Regions from separate parts of the Homo sapiens genome. Here all the other regions are linked to region 2. Evidence: chromatin loops called from intact Hi-C (ENCODE). Cell type or tissue: HepG2. All regions are shown on one strand. Region 1 overlaps JAKMIP2 (janus kinase and microtubule interacting protein 2). Region 2 has its middle 3.6 kb from the start of SPINK1. Region 3 has its middle 21 kb from the start of SPINK14. Region 4 overlaps JAKMIP2 (janus kinase and microtubule interacting protein 2). Region 5 holds the start of C5orf46 (chromosome 5 open reading frame 46).

Region 1 (5,000 bases), 210 kb after region 2:
TTAAATGAAAAGAATTTACTTTGCCTTTTCCTTCGATGCATTTTTTCTCAGATAAATCACAAACAACCTAATCCAATGAACTCTTTCGAATGGAGTTCAGCTGCTTCAAACTGACTCAAGGAACAGGGTAAAAATAAGATAGATGAAATTAATGCTAACCACCTTTAAAAAAATGGTACTGCACTATAGTTTTCTACATGGCAGTCAAAATTCAATCAGGTCAGAATTTTGCTAATTAGAATAAAATTGGTTGATTCTTTATATTTATTACCTATTACTTTTTTATACCTGAAAGCCTATCACAATTGAAAAAAAAAAGATTTGGCAGTCATGAGAAGAAAGTTAATGAGAATATTCCAAGTCTTTTACTACATGCTAGACTCTTTCATACACAGTCTGTTTATCCTGAAGATCAGCTCAGCCTATGAAGTAGGAATTTATTATCTCCATTTTGCAACTAGCAAAATTAAGAATGATCTGTTAAGTACCTGACCCAAGTTCACACAGCATGTAAGAAGCAAAATTGAAACTTAAAACTAGGTGTGCCAGATTGAAAACATCCCAAGGAAGTTCAGGCCCTAAAATGTCTTCCTCTAACTTCATGTTCAGGCACTGATGGAATAGGAGGCCACATTTGTCTTTGACATGAGTTTCTGCTTGATTTTGCAGGATGTGAACATCCCTGATCTCATAAAGCAGCTTGATATCTTGGGTGATAATGGGGTAAGTAAAGAATTGATTTAGTATAGATATGAATTTGCCTAAACAGAGGCAAGAGATACTTAACAATGCATCATGTGTAAAGTAAGAGCAAGTGAGATGCCATTTCACTTAAGGATGTTGCTCCTTGGGAAGAATATACAATTTATCAAACAACTTGGCTAAGGGGTTGTAAGGATCTCTGGAAGGTAGTAGCAGAAATGAGACCTGGTAAAGTGCTTTTTGCGGGCAGGTTTCAGGTTTGAATGTCGACCACATCTCCAATAAGTAAAGCTAATTATTGTCTGACTCTAGCTCAAAGGCATCCAGTGTGAAATTAATCAGTCACGCATTTGCAAAGGCTGCTAAATACTAGGGTTGTTGGCAGTGCCATAAAAATGGACCAGGAGGCTATAATGCATTTTCTTTCCGAAAACATCTTCCAGACAGGGTCAAGGCACATTAATTCAGTGGGAGGACCATTTATTGTGATACTATGTGATTGGTGCTTGTAGGTTGAAAGAATCACCGTTTTTCCCTTGAAAAATTATCAAAGGAGAGAACAGAATTAGTAAAATTACATCAAAACTTCTATGAAGAGACTGTTTTTTATTCCATTTTGGTTTCTGTTTTTCTCATAACATGACTATTAATAAAGTATGCCTCCAGTGACACAAAATCAAATCGGTGTTAAGGAGATATTTAAAAAATCACGTTTAATATACTTCTTCCGGGTTTTGATTAACTCTTTGTTCAGAATTATTACTAAACAGAATAGGAATTTGTTAAGTTTCTATACAGGCTTATACAGAATGCTCTGTAGCAGTCAGTCAGACAGTATTTTCTTTGGGGTAAATAATGTCAGTATGTTCAGCTGACGGCCTTTCTTATTTTTTACAGAATTTAAGAAATGAAGAACAAGTGGCCATAATTCAGGCCAGCACTGTGCTGTCCCTGGCAGAGAAGGTAATGAGCCGTACAAACATTTCAAATCATCTCGGTGTCTGGCTTAATACTGAACGAGCAGACTAGGGTGTGAAGGACATTCCCTCTGCACATGACTGTGTGTGAATACCTAATACACATTTTATTTTTAAGGGTAGTACAACCCAGATAGAATGAGAACACCCAAACGAAAAGTCTATACACTGATTTGGGATGGGTGGCTAATTTTTGCTTTGAAGTTCCTTAAAAATATATATAATTTTTTAAAAACAGAAAACCTTCTAGATTACATTATTTACACAATCCCTACCAAGCTGGGAAACCACAAAGAAGAATTCTGCGGGGCGATGATAAACTGGAGCATTGCTCTTATCATAGACTTATCCTGGGGTGTGTACCTACCATTGCTCCCAACTGATCCTGTGGCTTAGTAGGGGCTCATTGCCTTCTCATTCAGAAAGTCCGACATAGAGACTGTCAGGAGAAAATCAACACTGACTGAGCTCTGGCTCCACCTTGTGTCTAAACCTGGTAAATGGCCAGATAAATTGGTGTATTCAGAGTACCTCATGAATCAATGCATAAAGCCTGGCTGGATGGTATGTACCTATAGTCCTAGCTACTTTGGAGGCTGAGGGAGGAGGCTCACTTGAGCCCAAGAATTTGGGGCTATAGTGTACTATGATCATGCCTGTGAGTAACCACTGTACTTCAGCCTAGGCAACATAGTGAGACTCCATCTCCTTTAAAAAAAAAAAAAAAGTACCAGTAAATACTTGAGAGTCATGTGCACATGGTTGGATAAAATGAGAGCAAGCAATCAGCTCTCTCCAATCTGAAATGAGGGAATTCTACGGGCCAAATAACAGTTAAGTTACTCAAACAAAAGAATGAAATAAAAAACAGGGAGAACAAAGAACTATAGCTATGAAATAAAAAGACACTTAACCAGGTGTTTTTTAAAAAGGACATTTTGTTGACAACTGGAGAAATTTAATGTGGACTGGGTATCAGATGACAAAAGTAATTAATGTTAATTTTGTAAAGTGTACCAATAACCTTGTGGGTTTTTTTTTTTTTTTTTTTTTTTTTTACAGAAAGGCTTTATCTGTTAGAGATACACATTGAAGTATTTACATGTGAAATAAAATGAAAGCTGGAATTTTTTCTTTTAAAAAAACTTACTTCCTACACAGTTTAATTACAGACCTAATCACTTTCTCTGATCCCTCCCCAGCAAATGCCTCATTATCTCTAACAGAAGGTCCAAATTTAGAATTTGGCATACAGACCCTCTGGGATTTGAGTCTTATCTACCTATTTCTCTAGTGTCTCCTCTCCCTTCTCTCCCTCCATTCTCTCTCTCTTTCTCTCTCCATTCTCCACTCTTGGTCCTTTACACTGATCTTTTTACCTGGAAGATAGTCCCATCTTGCCTTTCTACCTCTGCCTGGCTAAATCTTGAGCATCAGACTTCCCCATAATGAGGAGGCCTGCCTGTTCATCCAAGCCCCCTTAGGTGTTCCTGCTCTATGTTCCCACAGTGGCCTGTGCTACTGCTCCCATGGCTTTTGACAATTGCATTACACTGTCCATTTGCATTTGTCATATGGCCCCATCTAACTACCACTAGACTCTAAGGCCCATGAGGACAAATAGTTGTGTCTCTCCACTCCCCACCCCCTGTTTTTTGCCCTAGCTTTTCACACTAGTCCAGCACATGTAGTAAGTCATGAATAAATGTTAACTGAAGGAGCAAAGGTGTGAATTTGTGAATGCTCATAAGACACCATTTCAGTGACAACACAAAGATGAAAAAAACACAGTCTGTGCCTCCAGTGCTGCTATCATCTGGCAATGATAGCAAGAGAGCCTTATTCAGCTGGAATCATGAAGGGCTGCAATTCTTTACTGCAAGAAAAAATCGCCTGGGTTTAGGGCTACAAACAAAACATGGGCTGATTCTATGGAAGATGAGGATTGAGGAGGTGAAAGAAAGGAAATACAGCCTTGTGTGTCTCACATTTACTGAGACTGATGGGAGAAATATCTTCTGCTCCCTGCCCTGTGTGGGTGCAGTACAACTGTACTTATCAGAACCAACAACTGTGCTTATCAGAACCAAGACTTGCGCAGTGCTCCTTTTGAGATAGGCACTTTCTAACTGCTGGAGACTAGGTACTAGTGTGACCTTTATTTCACACAAGGAATCTGAAGCACAAAAAAGGTAGATAACTGCCTAAGGTCACACAGCCTGAAGTTGATGGAGTCAGGATTCACACCCAAGGAGTCTGGTTCTAAAGCCCATGATCTTACGTCTTGCACCAAACTCCTCCTCCTGTGGGAAATAGGCTTTGCAGACCCCATGGGAGCTGGGCTGTCGGAGCTGAGGCAAATTAGCCCATGCCTCTGCTTACTTTTTTTGCAAGAAAGGTATAGGGACCAGTTGAACAAATACAGGGTGATGACTCTGTGCTTAGCACTGTGGTAGAAAGCTAGGAACCAGATGAACAAGACACAAGCCTTCCCTAAAGTGCTCATGGTCTGTTCAGCTGCCTTTTGTGCAGACTTTTGCAAAGCACAGATTAAATTTATCTCTTGTCTGTGGGATTCACAGATAAAAGTTTCTACATCCAAGTAATTCTAAACAACAACAATGAATGTCTTGAGACTACCAATTTGAATAGCACTCTGTTATATGGGAGTATGATCTTTAGCCAGAATTTGAGCCTAGACAAAATTCCAACAAGCAAACCCAGTTGTCACTTTGTATTAAAAATAATGGCAGTGACCTTGAGTGAGAACATATTAGGGGCTGGATACTGCACTCAATGCCATAAGTACATTATGTACTTATGTACTGTTCCTTACAACCATTCTACAGCTGTCACTATTTTTTAATTTGTATAAATTTACGGAGTACAGGTATACTTTTATTACATGGATACATGGTGTAGTGGTGAAGTCTTGGCTGTTAGTGTATCCACCGCCCAAATAATGTACATTGGGGTACCATTGTTTTTATTTTATACATGAGGAAACTGAGGCTTGGGATATTCAGTAACTTGTCCTGGATTACACAAGTAGGAAGGAACAGCAACCAACACACAAATCTATATCTAATGCTCATGATATAATGACTTTAGTTCACAGTACTCTTAAAAACATGATTTTAAAAAATATGTTTCTTGATAACAAATGGACAGCAAGCAAGATGAAGGATTTTAGGTTTTGGATGGGTACAATTGCAATATGAGTCTATTTACACAAAACCCATGATTGACAGAAATTTGTTTCAAGGGGAAACCATGTGTATGTGCAAAGAACTTAGCACCTCTCCAGTCTCGGCATGCCTC
Region 2 (5,000 bases):
AGGTTGCAGTAAGCTGAGATCATGCCACTGCACTCCAGCCCAGGTGACAGAGTGAGACTCCATCCCAAAAAAGAAAGAAAGAAAGAAAGAAAGAAAGAAAGAAAGAAAGAAAGAAAGAAAGAAAGAAAGAAAGAAAAGAAGTTAATGTAAGAGCAGTTTCAGAAATTTCCTATAAATTGAACATACAATAAGGAAAGATTACACCAATATAAGGAAAGAGAAAGGGCACGTAGTTGATCCCAAATTTGACATGAGCCACCATATGGCAGCAATAGTAGAAGTAGGCACAGGCACTTATTAACCCCTTGTTGTCCTGGTGTGAGCTATGAGCCTTATGCAAAGGCATTATCCTCTTAATTCCTCATAACAACTCTGTGAAGTATCTACAGGTCCACAGTCCCTAATTCATCATTTCAAACCCCACAGAGGGGTTTGTTTTGTTTTTGTTTTGTTTCAGAAGTTTTTCTTTTGTTTCATTTTGTAACTCATTTGACAGCAAAATCTGTCAAGAGATGATTTAAGGATAATTATTTTCTCTACATGATACGTTTTGCAGAAGAATTATTGGTGTATTTGATTAAAGGGTGCTGTGCCAGGCACCACTGGGCTTTCTGAACTGCACATATAACTTTTCAAAAATTTACAAAAAAAATTTGAATTTTAAAACCCATCCAGCCTGAGGGTATTTAGAGGAAAAATTATGAAAATTGAGGGTCATAAATATGAAGTTTAGCTCAAAGTTACACATAGGTTTGAACTGAGGTCTGTCATTCTGCAAAGATTAGACTTTCAATCATTAAATGACATGCTGGAAATGTTATTATCTTTACAGCTGGCACCAGAATTTATTTTAGGGAAAGAACTGTCTTTTTTGGGAAAATATCCTGAAAAGAACTTGTTAGATATGGTATCTCCAGAGCCAAGGTGTCATCTGTTTCTGTTCTAGACAAGGAAAGAAACTGGTTGTTTCATTCCTGGCTGGAGAGAGTAGAAAAGAGAATGAAGATGGAGTAACATACATTTGTAAGTTTGGCTACTGCTTGGCGGGAAATGACCAAGAAAGACTTCCAGTTAAGAGTAGTTATAAAGTCTGACATGTTTTTAAAATATTTTGTTGCCTAGTGTGTGATGCAATTCTTTGCAATCTTATTAAAGTCTACTATGCCCACAAATGCTTAGAAGGCATGGATTTCGCACATATTATCAGGTGCCACTGGATCTAACAGTGTACTTGACTGTGTAGATAAAAGGTCATGACATCCAGGAGTTTAGTAAAGGAGACAAATAAGAAAAATGAAAAATTAGAATTTCCAGTTTAAAGTGCTGTAACAGAGACGCTTAAGTGCAGGGTTTACATAGACGAGGGGGCAACCCTTTCTTTGTGGCAGTATTAAATTAAGAATCCTGGTTTCTTGGAGTTTAATCCAATGTTCTAACCATGACATTAAGTTTGTACACACACACACACACACACACACACACACACACAAATCAGTAAATACCATATCTGTTAATCTGTTACCAGGAACAAGAAAACTGAAATCTCTGTGCTTCAGTTTCCTTTCTTATAAAAGAGAAATAACAATGATATCAGGATTAAAATGATGAAAATAAAATACTGCAGTGACTGATGAATAGAAGCTTTTGAAAAATATTAGTAGTGGCTATAATGATAATGATGAGGAGGAGGATGTAATCAATGTAATTATTAAGTGATAGCTTTACAAACTGCTATGAGAGGCAAAGGAAAGTGAGTAAATCTTTCCTAATTGCATCAAGCACCACAGACATTTTACCCAAGCTGTAGAGGATGGGTACAGCAAATAGGTACACATGCAACCTATTTGGAGAACAAGCAGTGGAATAAAAACAAGAGGTCATTTATGAAAAGCCATGAAGTTCCCTAAATAATGAAAAATAAAAGTTGAAGAATTAAGTTGCAGCTATGTCAAGGAGGTCTCCAAATGTCAAGGAGGTCTCTAAATATAATAAGCTGTATATCTCTAGTTTCTGTCATTTTTTTCTTACTAGTTAAACTTTGGGCACAGAATGTGAAAATCAACAGGTGCCAGCCCAATATCCCCATTCCAACATGTATTATCAACATCCATTAGAGCAGTTCTCTTGAGTTTTGTCATCACTCTTTACTCAGGTGAATAATTAGTCCTTGAATCAGAGGGGAGTAGGTCATAATATGTTTACTTGAGTTCCCAAAGATAGACATGCATAAATATGTACTCAGAGCAGTAAAGAAGAAAAGGAAAAAATGTACACAAGGTTGAGCAATGTAAACACATTCAATATGACTAATAGTCTAGCACGGTGGCAGGATTTCTCTGGTCAATGCACTCCTCATCTCCCGGGGCAAACAATATTTATTCTGTCAAGAATTGATTGTATGAGGCCTCAGTATATTTTCTATTGTTCTAATTCATGGAAGGAGGGTGATATTATTACTAGCTAGCAATTATAATTCCTGGACATGTGAGGAATAATATTTTTGCACAATATTTACTTATGGTTTCTTGGTTTATTCTCACACCAAATGAACACTGTATGATGTGTATTTTTGTAGTTGAGAAAACTGTTTTGCCCACTCATGTCACAGTTGAAATGGCAGATTTATAATTGGAGACAGGCCCCTTTCTCCATGGGTTTTTTTTATCCTCTTTAACTTGTTGTCTGCAAAGGGCCATTCCCTATCACAAATTTAGGGCCAGTTTTTAACTAGAATTCATCTTAGTATTGTAGTGATTTAAAAAACAAGATTGTCTAGGGTCCATAGGATATGTTTCTGTAGTGAAATGTTTTTTCTAATCACAGATTAGGATTGGCAAACTGGGATGGAATAGAATAAAAAAATCTATCAAGAGTCCTCACATATAATAAGACTGTTTTATTTTTTAACAACTGTATTTGTCTGCTCACATATCTACATATAATGCATATGCTAGGCCATAACTCAAAATTTTTACTTTAGGTTCACAGTCAAAATGTTTAAAAAGCACTGTTTGGTGAAAAAAGTCCAGGCTTTGGCATCAGGCAGGCCTAAATCTAAAGTTATTACTGCTGCTATTATTATCTAATGAGTTTCTGTGACCAGATCCCAGCCAATTCCCTTCTCCCCACACTGCTTGTGAGACCCAAGAAAAAAATCCTTTTCTCATATATGAACCTTCCTTAACAGTGGTTATTGGAAGTTTCTTACTGGTCACAAAACTACTATTTAAATAATGATTTGAGATGAAAAGAACCAATATATTTTCATCTCAAATCAAATCAAATATGATCCAACCAACATCTATCAATGCTAAGACTAAACTCCATGAGGGCAGACATCATATCCATTTCCCTAGCACTCAGCCAAAAATTTTTGTATAGTAAGGACTTGATGAATATTTGAATATATTAATAGTTGAATGAATAAAAGGCCGAATGGTGAACCAATGAATGGCTACTCAACCGGAGGCACCGGAGACACAGAAGTGAACAAGGCATAAACCTTGGTCTTCAGAAATATATACATTTATCACTTAATTTATGTTTTTAGCAAATATTTATTTAGTATCAACTATTTTCCAGACACTTTGTTAGGTGCTACAATAAATAAAGCAACTGTATTTACTCCCTAAAAATAAAGATATTACATAATAATCGTATGAATAGCTATAGAGTTGGAATTATTTTAAGTGCAATGAAGGGTTTTATGAAGATCGTACAATAGGAGGGAATAATCTAGATGCAGAAAGAAGTAAAGGAAGACCCAGAAAGAATGGCTTCTTGAGAAAATACCACTTAACCTTTTAACCTTAGAAGGTGAAAAGCTGTTTTGTATTATTTTGTTTTGTTGGTCCTAGTAAAGGGTAACAGAGAAATGACCAACGTAGCAAGGAAATGACCAGATTGAGCAAGGAAGAATCTCTTGGGGAATAAAGATAGAAAGGAGCCAAGTCATACAGGACCTAAATTCTTCCTGAGCATTCTGAACAATGAGAAACTGGACAGATACATGATCAAATTTGCAGTCCATAAAGATCCCTATGGGCCTTTCTATGGGCAGCAGCTTTAAGGAAGAAATAACAACAAATATTGAGAAACTCTTTGCAGGAAATGCAGAAACCCAGGGGGAAAGGATGGCATTGTCTTAGATATGACAGTGGAAGCTAATGAGAAGTGTCCAGGATTGAGGTTATTTTGAACATGAATCCAAGAAGAGAACTTGGTAGCAAATTAAGTGTGGAAGATGATGCATAGAAAGGGGAAAGGGAAATATCAGGGAGAACAACGAGGTTTGGGCTTGAGTGATCTACTGGAAAGAAAAGAAGCTGTAGGGAGAATAGAGACAAAAATATTGTGGTGAAAGATCAAAATAGTAGTATGGAACATATTAGATTTGAGGTAGCTGTAAAACATCCAAATAGTGATTTCAAGAACTAAACACTTCCAAAGCTTCCCTTTGATAAAAACCAAAGTCCTTACTCTAGACTGCACTAGATTTAGACCCTCACTGCTTCCATTATTTCATCTCCCATTTTGCCCTCTATCACTTTGCTCAAGCCAGAGTGTCCTCCTGGATGTTTCTCAAACATGTCAAACCAGCGTCAGCCTCAGAACCTTTGCGCTTACTATTCTCTCTGTCTGGAATGCACATCCTTGGAATAAATGCATAGTTCAAATCCTCATTTCCTTCATGTCTCTGTGTGATATCACCTGAAAAGCAAGACCTTCTCTGATTACGCTATGATACATATCTCCTTAACCCTCCAGCACCCTTATCCTTCTTGTCCTTTTCTCCATAATATTTATCTGATATATTTTATAATCACTTATTATTTTTTGTCACTTGCCTCCCTCAACAAAAAGGCAATGGAAGCTCCATGAAGACAGAGATTGTTATTTTTATTTACTGATCTGTCTTAAGAGATAAATACAGTTCTTGTCATGACTTGGGAAGGGTTTGAGATTTTATCCTACTTGGAAGCTAAGAAGTTAGCCTGCCA
Region 3 (5,000 bases), 310 kb before region 2:
TTATCTTATATCACATTTTAAACTCTATTAGAATTATTGACACTCCACCCACCTAGCTTTTTACCCCTGAATTAATTGTGTCTACGCTTGTTTTTAAATTTTTTCATACTTTATTTATAACTTTTTTATTGTTATAAAAGCGTCTTAAGTTCCTAATTTTCCTTGAAATCCTCACCTTAACCTTCTAGTTAATTGCAATGTTAGAAAATAACTATATGGATAGCAATATATTCCAATTAAGGGCTATAAATAAGGTTTGTGAACTCTTCCTCTGCTATATTTCAGATCTGCTTAGGTTGGCCAGATGCCTTATCTATGAATATAAATAGTCATAGGTAATTTTTAGAATATGTATTTTTAAATGGTTGTTTTCTACGAAAATGAGGCATATTTTACATCAAGAATTAAGAATTAAGAATTAATAAAATTTCTGCATATACTTACACATTTACCTTCATGAAGTTTTCTGAGTTGAAATTCTTGATCTCTGGAAGAGAAGATTTTATTGAATGCATAATGTGATAATTTGAGATTTCATAGTCTATAGAGTAAAATAGTCATATGTTATTTCTTTGTTGTCTGACCTAGACTGAGAATGAGAAGCTCTTCTTGAATAACTATCCCAGTTGGTTAATACTGATAGTAAACATCTTTAATATATGAACATTTTTGAATCAAGTAAGAATATAAAAACATAAAATCAACACTAAAAGTAGATTGAGCATTTTTTAAAATCCTGTGAATATTCAGTGAGAATCTAAGACATAATATAGTGTGAAAACATTCTTAACTTTGCAATTAAGAAAAAGAAAATACACCCAAATCTTTCCCTGCCACTTAAAGTCTGTACAATTTTGGTATAGTCACTTCTTTCTAAATATTAGATTTCTGCTCTCTAAAAACAGGATATGAGATAATATAATTTTAATCTCTTCTGGTTGCATTAGTGTGTGAGCTAACATATACTGAGAGACCTTATTCTGGATAACACTTGCTGTGACACTTGACTTTAAATTTTCAAAAGGACTAGAAAATAGGAGAAAAGAAGGAAGAAAAAGATAAGAAAAAAGGAGCTTACTTCTATAAAGCACTCTGTGTTGGCTACTTAGCTAAGATTTGGCATGCTTTATCACAGTGAATCCTAAATTCTATTATAATTTCTGTCTTAGAGATAAGAACACTGAAGCTTGTAGTAACTTGGGTATTTGCATAATCTACAAAGTGGAGTCTGGATTCTAATCCGAATGTTTGACACCAAAGCCCATGATTTTAACCATGAATCATAAAGTATTGAATTCATACTACTGGAAGGCTGGTAATAATCATTGTTTCATTCTTCTAAAGTCTCAGATCTTGTTAAAAGTAAAGACTTAATATTAAACTTGTAGTGCTAGTAGTGGTGGGGATATGCTAATTCCAACTATTCATTTGTACTATCATTCTCTTCCCTCAACTTTTCTAGACGATCATGAGAGGAAACACAAATTCTAAAGGATAGATCAAAGTCATATATTTCCATATAAGTTCACAAGGTTTTATGTGTCTATGGCTAACAGCCTAAATAGAAATAGCTATCCTCAAAATTATCCTGTGGAGGAAGAAAAGTATAGGAGATTCATGAAAATGTGACCAATATATATTTCCTGCTTGAGACTGTTTCCTTAAATGCAATGTGGGTATCAAATGCATATAGGTAACAGCTAATACCCAAAAGATAGTGTATAATGTGAATGAGAATTTGGTTGAATAACCAATATATTTTATATATGTATATATATGTACAAAAGTAATTGCAGTTTTTGCCATTACTTCCAACAAGTACACAAACATACACATATATATATTTACATATGTAAATCCACATATACACATATATGTATATTTCTTTAGACATATAGCTAAGCTTTTCTTTTTCACAACTTTAACAGAGCATTGTGCATGGGGTATTGAGGAAGCACACAAAAAGTGGCATTTGTCAAGCCATGTTTTAAAAGACCAAGATTTTGGCCAGTGTGGGCTTTATAATCATAAAAAAAGACGAATTGGGGCTTCAAATTGAGTATAACACTTCCTGGTTTTGCATGCAAAACATGCATTCATTACTGTAAGTTTTCTGATCTGTGCCACATATTGGTCTCCAGTCTCTTGGGCATGCAGTCTTTAAGCCTTTAATGTATCTGGAACAGTTCACCTATAGTTGGAACAAAAAATAATGCCCTGTATTCCCATTATTAAATTCTATTCTTATATGAAGATGTTGAAGGGGAAGGAAGTGGAAAGAAAACTAGCCTCTTCAGCTTTTCAACAAACACATCTGAAGAACTTCTATGGACCAGGTGTTGTGCTACAGAAATAAACAGACCAGAACATGCGCTAAATAATAAGGGAATTTTCTGTTTAACAAGGAAATATCAATCTCTCCTTTAAGGATTCTAATGAAAGTCTAAAAGAATAAGGAATGTGAAAAATGCTCAGAAAATTTAAAATACTATACAAAGATAAAAGTTTACTTTATCTGCGGTTCTTTTGAGAAGAGGTTCCTTGTGCAAGCTTTAGAGAAGGAAATACCACCAGGAAGGCGCAGAGCAGACATGTTTTTACCTCCAGAGGAGTTACGTGAATCCACTGTGAGCCAGTTTAGCTACTTTCACAGCTCTATTTACACATTCACTATGACTTCATTTTTACAAATACCACACAGAGAAGGTTGCACTCACCTTTGTCCCTTTTGTTTGATCACCAGAAGAGAGCGAAGCAAGAATCAGTTGAAGAGGAGCAGTTGGAGAAAGAACAAATTGCACAGTTAGAAGTGCAAAGCTAAATCCCCATTGTTCATGGTAACCAAAACCCATTTCCCAGCAATAGTCCTTGCCCAGCCCAGCCCTAAAAGAGGCCATTTCTTCATGCAAGTCCAAACTCAGGATGAAGATAGACATGCATGTGGCTCTGATTTAAAAAAAAAAAAAAATCCAGTGGGGAAAGCTCTGTTTATTGAGAAAGGACTGTCACAGATGTCCAGGAGTTCCTGTGGGCATCCTCTGAGTAGGATGGCATGGGTTATGGTCCCAAAGCTTTATAGGTTGTTTCTGAAAGGGCAAGTCATAAACCTGAGGGATCCTGCTCAGGAATGGAACATACAGCCACAATCCTTTTATCCCTCTCCTCAGTCTCTCTTCCTCACACTAAAGATCTGACTCAACTCACTTTTGTTAATCAGGCCAATTCAAACAGATGCCTTCTAAATTTTCTTTAGACATTAACATTTATAATTTAATGAAGGCTGAATATATTACAGTTAACATAAACGCGTGACTATTGGAAAGAAACCCTGACTTGCCATATGGCGAGGTAGCCCAAGCAGTGACTGCTAGACCAAGGATGGCAAAAGCAGTGAAGCCCTTCATAGTGATGGTGAATGCCAATGATGGAGATATGCTGCTCTGAGCCAAGGAGTCCAGAGAGAGAAGAGTGGTCTATCCCATACAGGTATAAATACACAAACAAGGCAGGGTCCCTCCCACATCCAAGATTGACCTTTTCCATGATGATTGTCTGTTAACTCAAGATAGGGTATTTGCTTCATTTGTCAAGGAAAAGCACATGCCAAACCACATGGCATTTAAACATGCCAAAGGTCATGTTGCAATTTGATCTCCGATGTGTAAATGTTGGGAGGTGAGGCCTAGTGGAAGGTGTTTGAGCCTTGGAGAACCCCAAAATATATGTATTTCTCATGAATAGATTAATGTCCTCCCTTGGTAGTGAGTGGGTTCTCACTATTGAAGGACTGGATTAGTTACCAGAAAGCAGGTGTTATAAAATTGAGTTCAGCTTCCTAGATTCTCTCTCTTCCTTACTCTCTTGCCATGAGATCTCTTTGAACATGCCACTCACTTTAATGCTTCTCCACCATGTTTTGACCCAGAATGTCGCCTCACCAGAAGCCAGCCAGATGTGGTGCTATGCTCTTGAACTTAGCTTGTAGAACAATGAGCTAAAAAAAAAAAAAAAAAAAAAACTCTTTCCTTTATAATTTACCTAGCCTCAAATATTCTGTATAGCAAAACAAAATGAACTAAGACAGCTAATCTGAGGGTGAGCATCCCTACCAGAAGTTCCTGAGTAAACCCTTACAGCTGGAGCTCATCCAGCTGCTGCTTCTGAGTGTATAGGAATAGCTCCTGGCTAAAGAATGTGACATTTCCTGTTCAACTCCTCAATGCCTGTTCTACAAACAAAGGCTAGAACATAAGCAAATATGTTTAAGAGCTCACTTTTAGAGATCTTAGCAGTAGAATTTCTGCCAACTCTTTTTACTTAAAACTACAGGAACAAAGTTGATTCCAAAGTAAGAATATAATAGCTGACAGCCTTTCATTGTATAACTGACCCTGTGGATTTCTTTCATGTAAGTCAAGGCATTGGAATTCACTTTTTATCACTAACCCCATTGCTATATGCGGATTAAATCTACAAGTGTACTTTTTCTACCTCATGTCCTGTAGATATAAAATTGAAATATTCTACAAATAAGCAGAAGTGACCATTTCTGCAGATAACTAACAATTTTCTAAGATCACTGAATACAAATTCCATTCCTTTTGCCTGAAAACACAATCAGATAGACAATATTATTTATACAGAGAACACAAGACTAGGATTCATGAGGCTAAAGGATGTGGTGTAAAGAACATGAGATTACAAGCCATTCACTTAAATTTTTATTTCTGATTTATACTCACTTAGGTTTGCTCAGAAAATCACTGTTCCTCTCAGCTTCAGGATCTCCATGTATTAAGGATATTGGATAAATTATCTCTAAGTCTCTTCCAGTTCTGTCAATCCAGGATCTTATCAACCTTAAAGAAATACCTTTTCCTGATTGAGATCTTTGTCAACTACACATTATGTATTTAGCTAATAAAAAACAATTAATTAGTTGAAAGTACAATGTTAATTACAAAAAAAAAAATACACTTAACAGGATATTTTTTTCTGGG
Region 4 (5,000 bases), 190 kb after region 2:
AGGAGCAACAGCTATTTTGATTGAATCTGAATACCCATTTGCCCAAAGAAGAAGTGACATCAAAAAATGTCCTAGGAAACATTAGAGTGGAATATTTAATGTTCATCTTTATTAAAATTAATGGCTATTTTAAAGTTAGACTGTCCTTTGCATATCTAATCAACCCAGACTATTTCAAACAATATATTGAGTCAAAACATCTTCACAGGATATACTAGAGAGAAAAAAAATTACTCTCCTTGACACCTAATTAACCCAGGATACTTCTTCATTACACAATGTTGCCTCATCTTACTCATGAAACCAATACACTTATCAAATCCGTGATTTTTTTTCTGTATCAATCAGATAAAAGAAGTTAAACCTACACCATTGTAAAAATGTATTTCTTTACAGCATTGTTAAATAAAATGTCCTGGGTCTCATTTAATTCAGATGGATGAAATCAAAGCCAAGGACAGGATCATCTTTTCCCTGGAAAAGGAACTGGAGACCCAGACAGGCTATGTACAGAAACTCCAACTTCAGAAGGAGGCTTTGGACGAACAACTCTTTCTGGTCAAGGAGGCTGAGTGCAACATGAGCAGCCCAAAACGAGAAATTCCAGGAAGGGCAGGTGATGGTTCCGAACACTGCAGCAGTCCTGTAAGTCCATTCTAGTTGAAGTTAAGAATGCACAAGTCATCTTTTATTTAGCTCCCAAGTTTTACCTTTTACTTAAGCTCTTTTCTTGTTTACTACAAAGAAATCAATCTACCTTCTACTATAAAATCAGCTAGTATCTTGAGAACAGGGTTTTCTAAACTCATAGACAACTAAGTGGTCTGCACTACATTAGCAGATCACATGAGATAGATTTCTTTAAATCCTTCCTAGAATTTTTCTAGCCAGGCAATACCTATCCAAACTTAAGTCTATTATAAGAAACATAAATTAGATGAAAATATTTTGCCTCTTGCCTACACTGGTAATTTTCCCTTTTGTGAACAATTGGGTTGGAAATTGATAAAGATGGTTGTCATCTACAGGGGTCAAAATGTATAACTGCATAAAAGACAAAACCATTTTTAATCTTCATCTGAAGACTTATTGTCTGATTGAACTTACCACTTATTTCCATGAATTTTCATCATTTTATATGAGAAATTATTTTCGGAAGTGCGCAATAGAAATGGGCTTATATGCAGTTGGCTATAACTCTTATACCTTTCCAATTATTTTGCTGCTATAATAATGGAAATGTATTATTTAGGAACAGAGATGGGTTCCAAAGTACTACTTAGAACTAAGTAATGAATAATTTATGAATTGATATTCAGAATAAATATATATATATATGTATATAATCTTAGTAGGTGGTGGAAGGAGTACTTATCTAGGATTTAGCAGTTTCTGTAAGTTTTAGTTCTGACACTGACAGGTACCCGCAATATAGCATAGTTGTCAAGAGAATGGGCTCTAGAGTCAGACTCTTTGGTTCAAATCCCAAATCTGCCATTTACTGTGTGTCCTTAGGCAAACCACTTCACCATTCAGTTTCCTCATGTGTAAAATAGAAGCTATAGTAGTACCTCATATGGCTGGTCTAAAGATTAGAAGAGATAATATGTAAAATGTTGAGCATGGTGTCTGGCACATAGCATTTAATACATATTAGTTACTTATCTTTTGACATTAGCCACAAGACCTTAAAGGAGTTATTACCTATCTGAATTTTACCTGTTCTACTGAATCCTTTAGGATATTATGAATGCTGGGATATAATGTATTTGAAACTACTTTGTCAACAGTACAGCATTATCAAAATGTAAGATGATAATATAATTGTTAGCATATGATAATAACAGTCTTATATAACTCTACAACATGAAATTAAGCCATGAATGCCCTGTGTAAGGTGATTCACAGCCATTCTGCCAGTGGAGAAGCCAGTTGCATTGGGCAGAATATACTAGTCAGGCCTATCCTATAAACTACTGACCTTTATACATGAAGGTAATACATCAACATTTTCTCACCTTGACCTTTTTCTTCAGGAGTATGAAGGAATTGACAATATTAATCCCTACCTCCTACTCTCTCCCCTCTGTGGCTAATGGTAATACCAGGACAGCTGTCTAAGCTGTGGGAAGCAATGTGTGGCCATGACACAAGGGATGCCCTTTGAACCTTATGTAATCACATCATGACCTTGGTCCCACAGCACACAGCTCTGATAAGTTGATCCAACCCTCTGCACTCTCCCTGCCCTGAGTCCTGGATCCAGGGAGTATCTGCCACATGGAATTCATTTGCAATTACAACCTGGCGTGGTCTTCAACCCAAGTGGTGAATATTGAGAGTTATAAAAGGGTAAATATTTACTCTTTGGATAAAAGAATATTTTATTCTCACTTCAGGAGCCAGATAAGAGAACTGAGCCTATTACTTTTATGAATAATAAGTGATATTCCCAAACTTTGTGAAAAGTGTTGTTGAAGAAATACCCATTTTAATTTTTCTTTGTAGGATTTGCGAAGAAATCAAAAGAGAATAGCTGAATTGAATGCCACTATAAGAAAATTAGAAGACAGGAATACCTTGCTTGGAGATGAACGAAATGAACTGGTGAGATATACTAAAAATTTTTGTTGATGTTGTTGTTAAGCATTATGTTACAGAATTACATACTATGTTATAGATACGTACCATAATAGAGAAAAGTGTACAAATAATAAAGATACCATTCAATAGATATTCACAAAGTGGCACACTCAAAAAACCACCATCCAGATGAATAAATGGAAGATTACCAGCATCTCACACCCCCGCTTCTTGTGACCCCTCCCAATTAGCATCCTGTTAAACTTAACCACTATTCTGACTTCAATCGCCATAGATGTCTATCACCATTAAACATTTTTTTGTAAATGAAATCATACAATATTTTCTCTTTTTTGTCTGACTTCTTCTGCTTCTTTCACTCAGCTTTGTTTGTGAGATTTATCCATTGTGTTGCATGTAGAATTCATTCATTTTCATTTCTCTATAGTATTCAAATAATATATCACAATATACTGATCCATGTTATTGTTAATGGACATTTATGTTGTTTCTTAAAACTTCTGAGCTGTTTTGAGAAGAACAGTGCTTCTACATGTCGTTTCTGAAAAAATATGCCCATTTCTGGTGGAATATGCAGAGGAGTAGAATTACTGGATGTTAGAGTATGGATGTAGTCAGCATCAATAGTTATTACCAAACAGTGAGTTGTCACAATTCCCACCAATAATGAATGAAAGTGGTAGTTTCTCCATATCTTTTCCAACATACAAAAATAATTGTTAGTCATGTTGGTGGATGTAGGGCATACTCTTACACCTTACATTATGGTTTTAATTTTCCTCATTATTAAGAAGGTAGGGTAACTTTTCAAATATTTACTAGTCTTTCAGATATAATTTGTCCTTAGCCTTTTGCCCATTTTCTGTTATGCTGCCTTTACTGTTTCAGTTACTATTAGGATTTTTTTTATCATCACTTGTGGTACATTTGCATTTAAAATATCTTGCTCTATGGCTTACGTTTTTGTTTTTAATAGAGCTATTCATATAAGAGTTATTTTCAGCCTTTCCTTTTTTCAAATATATGCATTTTAGGCTGTAATTGACCCTCTAAGCCTTGCTTTAGTTTAATATATTGTTATTTCATTCAAAAATTTTTCTAATATCATGTAATTTTTCTTTGATATATGGGTCACTTAGAAGTAGATGGCTTAATTTCAAAACATTTAGAGATTTTTTTAGTTATCTTTCTGGTATCAATTTCTACCTTAATTCTACTATAGTCAGAGAATGTACTTTGTATATTTCATTCCTTCAAAATTTGTTGAGATTTGCTTTATGACCTCAGCATACAGTCAATTTTAGCAATGTTACATGTTTACATGAAAAGGAGGCATACTCTGTAATTATTAGTTGCAGTTTGATTGAAGTTTGTTAATAATCTTGTTTAAAATTTTTCAATTCTTACTGATATTTTTGTCTGCTTGTTCTCCCAAAAGATTTGTCTATATCCTTCTTAGTTCTTTAAATTTAACTTTATATGTAGAACAATAATATGTATTTATAATATATTAGAAATTATGTTACTAGATGAATATAAATTAATATTTGTTATATTTTTTGTGTGTATTGACCCTTTAATCATTATGCTTTTTTTTTCCTCTGGTAATACTTCTTGGCTTAAAGTCGTTGTTATTAGTTGAACTACATCAGATTTTTGTTTTAGTGTTAGTGTGCATATACATGTGTATGTGTATATATATATGTATTTATAACTATATAGACATACATATATACATACATATTTACACATACATATATACACACACAAACACACTTTTTTCCAACCTTTCTGTGTTTTATTTAAGGTGTATCTTAAAAGGAACATTTTGTTGGGTATTGTGGGACTATGGTTATTGATGTATGATGTGATAGAATTATAGATATTTTCTTTATGTATATCTGCATTTTCTGTGAATTGTATTAATAAGTAAATTTAAATATTTAAAACTCACATCATTGACCTTCAGAAGAGACAGATTAAAAAATAAGAATAACTTATTGTCCTTATATGTATGCAATATTTAATATTAATGCTTCAGGCACTAAGGACTAAGGCATTAATGCTTCAGGACTAAGTCAGATTATTTGTAAAAATAAACCCAGTTTTGGCCTTTAATATGAAATGGAGTTATTTCTTTAATACGAAATTGAGATTGAGATGGATTTGCAGAAGTGCTGTTTAAGAATCGTAAGATGAGATTTTACAAATATTCATAATTAGCTAAGTCTTCCACCTCAGCACTTCCCAAAATCTTAGAATCTCAAGAACAGTAGTGCGCACTTTAAAAAGTCTTCTCAAATATTTCGAATACAGCCCTCCTTTTTCCTTGCTCTTCTCCCAATACATACTCACATTCAGAATCATTAGTAAGAAAAGAATAAGCTAATCATGAG
Region 5 (5,000 bases), 72 kb before region 2:
CTTGTCTGTCCTATACAAACAGTGGTGATCTAGAGTCTAGAGTCTAGATTCAACCCTTTGTGCAAGAGAGACAAGACCAGTGTTTTCCTGAGAAGATACGTTGGGAAGGCCTTGGAAGGCCACACCACACAAGGTGCAACAGAGCTGCCTGATTATGTTCCAGAAGTGGTTTGGTGCCTTGTGAAGAGTATAACTAGTAAGTAAGAAACATTGCCCTAGCCTTGGCTCTGAGATGCTGGATGAACCTCCTTTTGTCCATACTTTAGTTAACTTTCCCATTTATAAAATGGTATTTTGACACATGCAAAGTATAAGTATTGGTAAATCAATAAGTTTAGGTATTCCCAAGTCCACATTCCAATTAAATGAATTTATAGCATTCCTCAGGATAACCAATATCATCTAGACTTGAACCAAACTTTATTCTCTTGCGTGTATTGCAAAGGGAGATTATTTTACATCTGAAATACATAGCAGCATCTCAAATCCAACATTCTGTTTCACCAAGTGCAAATATATTTAATCCAGTTAATTATTTCTTTTAAAAAAAAAAAGATGGTAAGGTAGACTTTATTCAAGGGGAACCATGGTGATGGGTATGGGTATAGAGACCAAGGCAATGGAGTCTGGCAGTCGGGGAGAAAGACTGGTCTTAATCAATTCCCAGATTATTTTTTCTTCTGCTGCTGTTTTTTTGTTTTGTTTTGTTTTGTTTTGTTTTGTGTGTGTGTGTGTATGTATGTGTTTTGGTATTTGCCATGTGCCTCAGTTAATATGTATTCAACTCTAAAAAAGATAGTTTTGCCTTCGAGAAGCCTACAGCCTATTGGTAAAGACATTTAAAAAGGACCTAGCAGGTACATCAGAGGATCATCTATCTCTATTTGGAAAAACCGGAACAAACTTTCAGAGGAGGTGAAGTCAAAGGTGAGACCAAGACCAGGCAATAGAGTAGGCTCCATGAGGATTCAGCAGTAATAAAACATTCTTCTCTTGAGACCTACAGGCTAGGAATCAACCTAAGTGTCCATCAACAGGTGAATAGAAAAAGAAACCATGATATGTATACACTGGAATACTATTTACTATAGAGCCTTAAAAAAGAAGGAAATTCTATCATTTGCAACACAGTTGAACCTGGAGGACATGATGTTACATGAAATAAACCAGGCACTGAAAGACAAAGAAAGACAAATACATACCACATGATCTCATTTACATGCAGACTCTAAACAAGATGAACTCACAGAGGCAAAGAGTAGAATGATAGTTACCAGAGACCGGGAGTTGGGTAGTGGGAGGGATTGGGGAGATGTTGGTCAAAAGATATAAAATTTGAGCTAAATAGGAGGAATGAGTTTGAGACATCTATTTTACATCATGGTGGCTATAGTTAATAACATTGTATTGTATACTTGAAAATTGCTAAGAGAGCAGATTTTAAGTGTTCTCGCCACACAAAAAAAGATAAGTATGAGTAGTCTGGGTATTAAATAGCCAGATATAGCCTTTGCACAATATATGCATATTTCAAAACATCATATTGTGCACCACGAATATGTACAATATTTTGCCAATAAACAAATAAGTGGATCCACAAGCTGAAAGAGAAGAGAGCTGTTAAAACACTTAGTTCTCCTATGAGAACACATGGGCACATTCAGGGGAGCAACACACACTGGGGTCTGTCAGGGTTTCAAGGGGAAAGAGAGCATCAGGAAGAATAGCTAATGGATGCTGGGCTTAATACCTAGGTGCCAGCCAGGCACGGTAGCTCACGCCTGTAATCCCAACACTTGGGAAGGCTGAGGCGGGCAGATCACGAGGTCAGGAGATTGAGATGATCCTGGCCAACATAGTGAAACCCTGTCTCTACTAAAAATACAAAACTTAGCTGGGCATGGTGGCACATGCCTGTAGTCCCAGCTACTAGGGAGGCTGAGGCAGGAGAATCACTTGAACCAGGGAGTCGGAGGTTGCAGTGAACTGAGATCGCGCCACTGCACTCCAGCCTGGCAACAGAGCGAGACTCAGTCTCAAAAAAAAAAAAAAAAAAAAAGAAAGAAAGAAACCTAGGTGACAGGTTGATCTGTGCAGCAAATCATCATCATGGCACATGTTTCCCTATGTAACAAACCTGCACATCCTGCTGGCTACATGTGTAGCCTGGAACTTCAAATAAAAGTTGATGGAAAAAAAAGAGAAAAATAAAAGTAAAATAAATAAGACAGTTTATGTTGTCGTTTTCTGTTTGTTTTGAGACAGAGTCTCACTCTGTCACCCAGGCTGGAGTGCAGTGGTGTGATCTCCGCTCACTGCAATCTCCGCCTCCCAGGGTTCAAGCGATTCTCCTGCCTCAGCCTCCCAAGTAGTTGGGATTACAGGTATCTGCCACTACGACCAGCTAATTTTTTGTATTTTTAGTAGAGACGGGGTTTCACCATGTTGGCCAGGATGGTCTTGAACTCCTGACTTCGTGATTCGCCCACCTCAGCCTCCCAAAGTGCTTGGATTATAGGTGTGAGCCACCGCGCCCAGCCAACACTTAGTTCTTATACAATGGGGTCAAGTGTGCTATAGGGCAGATGATGAAGTAACAAACTGCCTGGAGAAGGGTGGAGTGGTTATCATGAAGGTATCACAAAGAAGGACCATTTGAACTGAGGAATACGTAGGAGTGATCCGAAGGGAGACAAGGAGGAGGGTATCTGAGGAAGAAGGAAGAGCAAGAGCAGACGCATGGGGTGTGAAAGGGCATGCCCATGTGGGAACAAGGGATTGTCCCAGAGCACGAGGGAAGGCATAGAGTGTAAAGGGAGGGTGTAGGCTTGCCTTGCCAATCTGATTTGTTGCCTGCTGCTTGGCACTGACGAGCAATTCTACCTGATATCCCTTTAATTATCAATGCTGGCCTTGAAACTAGCCTCAAGAGATTCACTCCAGAACCCTTTATAGATACAAATTTTAAAAATCAAGAGGGTTTTTCTTTCCCTATATGTAAAATGTTTGGTTTGAATGATAGGGTATGTCTCATTAGTACAGATCCAAAAGCAAGCTGTGCAGACATCTTGTGCAACAATCTAAATTCCAAAGCAGATGATGTCACCTATCTATGCCCTATAAATGGAGCATTGTTTCACATGTATCTGAACAATTTATCTGCACGAATACCCCGTGCTACCAGAATGGCTGTCTCAGTACTTCGCCTGACAGTTGTCCTGGGACTGCTTGTCTTATTCCTGACCTGCTATGCAGGTAAGTGCTTCTGATCACAGCCCATGAATTGTTCAGTAGTTAGCAGTGACTAGAGAAAGCTGATGGCACTGATTCAGAACATAAAAGAAAGAAGGGGTCTTTGGGCACTCCAGAAAGAGCACTGGCCTGGGAGACAAGAGGTGTATCTTCTAACACAAAGAAAGTAGAATTTTAATAAAAACCTAGCCTCTATTTTCAGTGGATGTATGAAGTTTGAAATTTTTTTATGTGCTCTTATGATATAATGACACTATTCTAGTATAAATTCCATGGGAGCTGACTGGCATTTATTTTTTGATAATTATTCCTAATAATGTTCATTGGTGAAGAATATGTACTCTGGAATAAAACTCCTGTACCTGGCTCTACCACTAACCAGAAATGTGACTTTAGGAATGCTATTCAATCTCTCTAGGCCTCACATATAAATGGGGACATTTAACTTTCTCGTAAAGTTATCATGAAAATTAAATAAAAGGAATGAAACAAATTGGAAGGGTACCTGGTTGATAGTAAGCATGCAATAAATACTACCTGCTATTGTTGTCATGTATAATCTCATTTGGTTCTCATAGTAATCCAATGATGTAAACATGTACAGTTTTATCATTTTCCTTTTTGCAGGTTAATAAACAGGTTGCAGAGGGCAAGTTACTTGAGCATACATACAGGTGAAAGTGGCATCTGGGAGTGAAACCTAGGTTCCTAGATTCTTTCTACTATTATCGAGCAACTATTTCTTTCCCACCTTTTCCAAGCACATAGAAGCTCATGCTGTATGCTGCCTTCTCATTAATTAATTTACTGTTTGTCTGCAAAAGTCTGTGAGCTCCATTCAGAATGATAGACCAGAAAACAGAGGGAGTGCAAACATTTAGTGACAGAATCCTTTGAATGTAACTTGGCTGAAGAACACACAGACAGACATTACAACAGAATTACTCTAGACATGGCCACGGATATTATTCAGTCCATTCTACTCCTAAAGAAATCACTACAGTGAAGTGAAAGGAGAGATTTGATACCAAGACCAGGCACCACCCTGTCTCTTATAAACTCTGAAACTGGTTAAATCGTTCACTGCTTTGAACCTCAGTTTCTTTATCTGTAAAACGGGATAACTATCAACTTCACCAGGTCAAATGAATATGCTTTTTAATTACTTTGTAAACTATTAAAACTCTACAAATATCAGCAATACTGTTTATTAAGAACATTATATTCACATTCACTAAGAAACTCAACAAAGTAGTTACTGTAAATAAAGGCTATCCCATATAATACTTGAAAAAAGAAAATATTAAACTATTGACTTTGAAGATTGTTTCTAGGATATCAATCGTTTAATATTTTAATAGCATTTTTAAAATTTATATTATCTTCTAAAGCACTAGAGGAGAAAGTGAATTATAAATCATTTTGCTGCTATTATTATTAATAGTAACAATAAAACAGATAACATTTATTTATTCATTCTTTCATTTATTATTTATTTATATAAGGTAAGTTTATCTTGGGATTGGTACTACGATAAGTGGTATATATATGATATATGTATGTATATATAATATAGATATATGTATGTGTGTGTATATATATATAGATATATAATATATAAAATATCTTTCAATCCTGACAACATATGAGGAAACTGAGAGATGCAAAGTTAAGCACTGTGTGCAAGTTTACATGGCTAATTTTTTGTTAAAGGCAGGAATCAGACAGATCTATAAAACTCCAGAGCA

What was found. Peaks named below come from ENCODE experiments on the same cell type or tissue, not always from the same donor. Only the 100,000 strongest peaks of a DNase experiment are listed, where the experiment ranks them.
Region 1: a loop joins it to region 2, with 4 times the contacts of the local background. A loop is called at or near these places in 97 of 110 quality-filtered maps.
Region 3: a loop joins it to region 2, with 2.8 times the contacts of the local background. A loop is called at or near these places in 2 of 110 quality-filtered maps.
Region 4: a loop joins it to region 2, with 3 times the contacts of the local background. A loop is called at or near these places in 4 of 110 quality-filtered maps.
Region 5: it touches region 2 in a loop (13-fold over the local background); 2 of 110 quality-filtered maps call a loop at or near these places.

Annotation. Positions count from the first base shown.
Region 1 is chr5:147,625,416-147,630,415 of GRCh38, reverse strand. It overlaps JAKMIP2 (janus kinase and microtubule interacting protein 2), which reads left to right. Exons shown (of 22, transcript NM_001270941.2): 15 at 670-723; 16 at 1,600-1,665. The region is part of intron 3 of JAKMIP2-AS1 (JAKMIP2 antisense RNA 1); the gene reads right to left. Among named protein-coding and RNA genes, the nearest start is that of JAKMIP2-AS1, 68 kb to the right of the region's middle. In HepG2, a CTCF peak has its summit at 2,148 (motif pointing left); a DNase peak (open chromatin) is centred at 2,145.
Region 2 is chr5:147,832,786-147,837,785 of GRCh38, reverse strand. It overlaps a transcript of SPINK1 not described here. Among named protein-coding and RNA genes, the nearest start is that of SPINK1, 3.6 kb to the right of the region's middle. In HepG2, no CTCF peak of the experiment used is centred here; a DNase peak (open chromatin) is centred at 2,235; H3K27me3 peaks cover 855 bases.
Region 3 is chr5:148,145,314-148,150,313 of GRCh38, reverse strand. No RefSeq gene overlaps it. Among named protein-coding and RNA genes, the nearest start is that of SPINK14, 21 kb to the left of the region's middle. RefSeq lists a silencer at 4,034-4,328. In HepG2, no CTCF peak of the experiment used is centred here; DNase peaks (open chromatin) are centred at 2,713, 3,603 and 4,283.
Region 4 is chr5:147,645,983-147,650,982 of GRCh38, reverse strand. It overlaps JAKMIP2 (janus kinase and microtubule interacting protein 2), which reads left to right. Exons shown (of 22, transcript NM_001270941.2): 4 at 436-645; 5 at 2,509-2,607. All of the region lies in intron 3 of JAKMIP2-AS1 (JAKMIP2 antisense RNA 1), which reads right to left. Among named protein-coding and RNA genes, the nearest start is that of JAKMIP2-AS1, 88 kb to the right of the region's middle. In HepG2, no CTCF peak of the experiment used is centred here; a DNase peak (open chromatin) is centred at 2,182.
Region 5 is chr5:147,904,687-147,909,686 of GRCh38, reverse strand. It overlaps C5orf46 (chromosome 5 open reading frame 46), which reads left to right and starts at 3,149. Exons shown (of 4, transcript NM_206966.3): 1 at 3,149-3,255. The coding sequence starts at 3,186. In HepG2, no CTCF peak of the experiment used is centred here; a DNase peak (open chromatin) is centred at 3,116.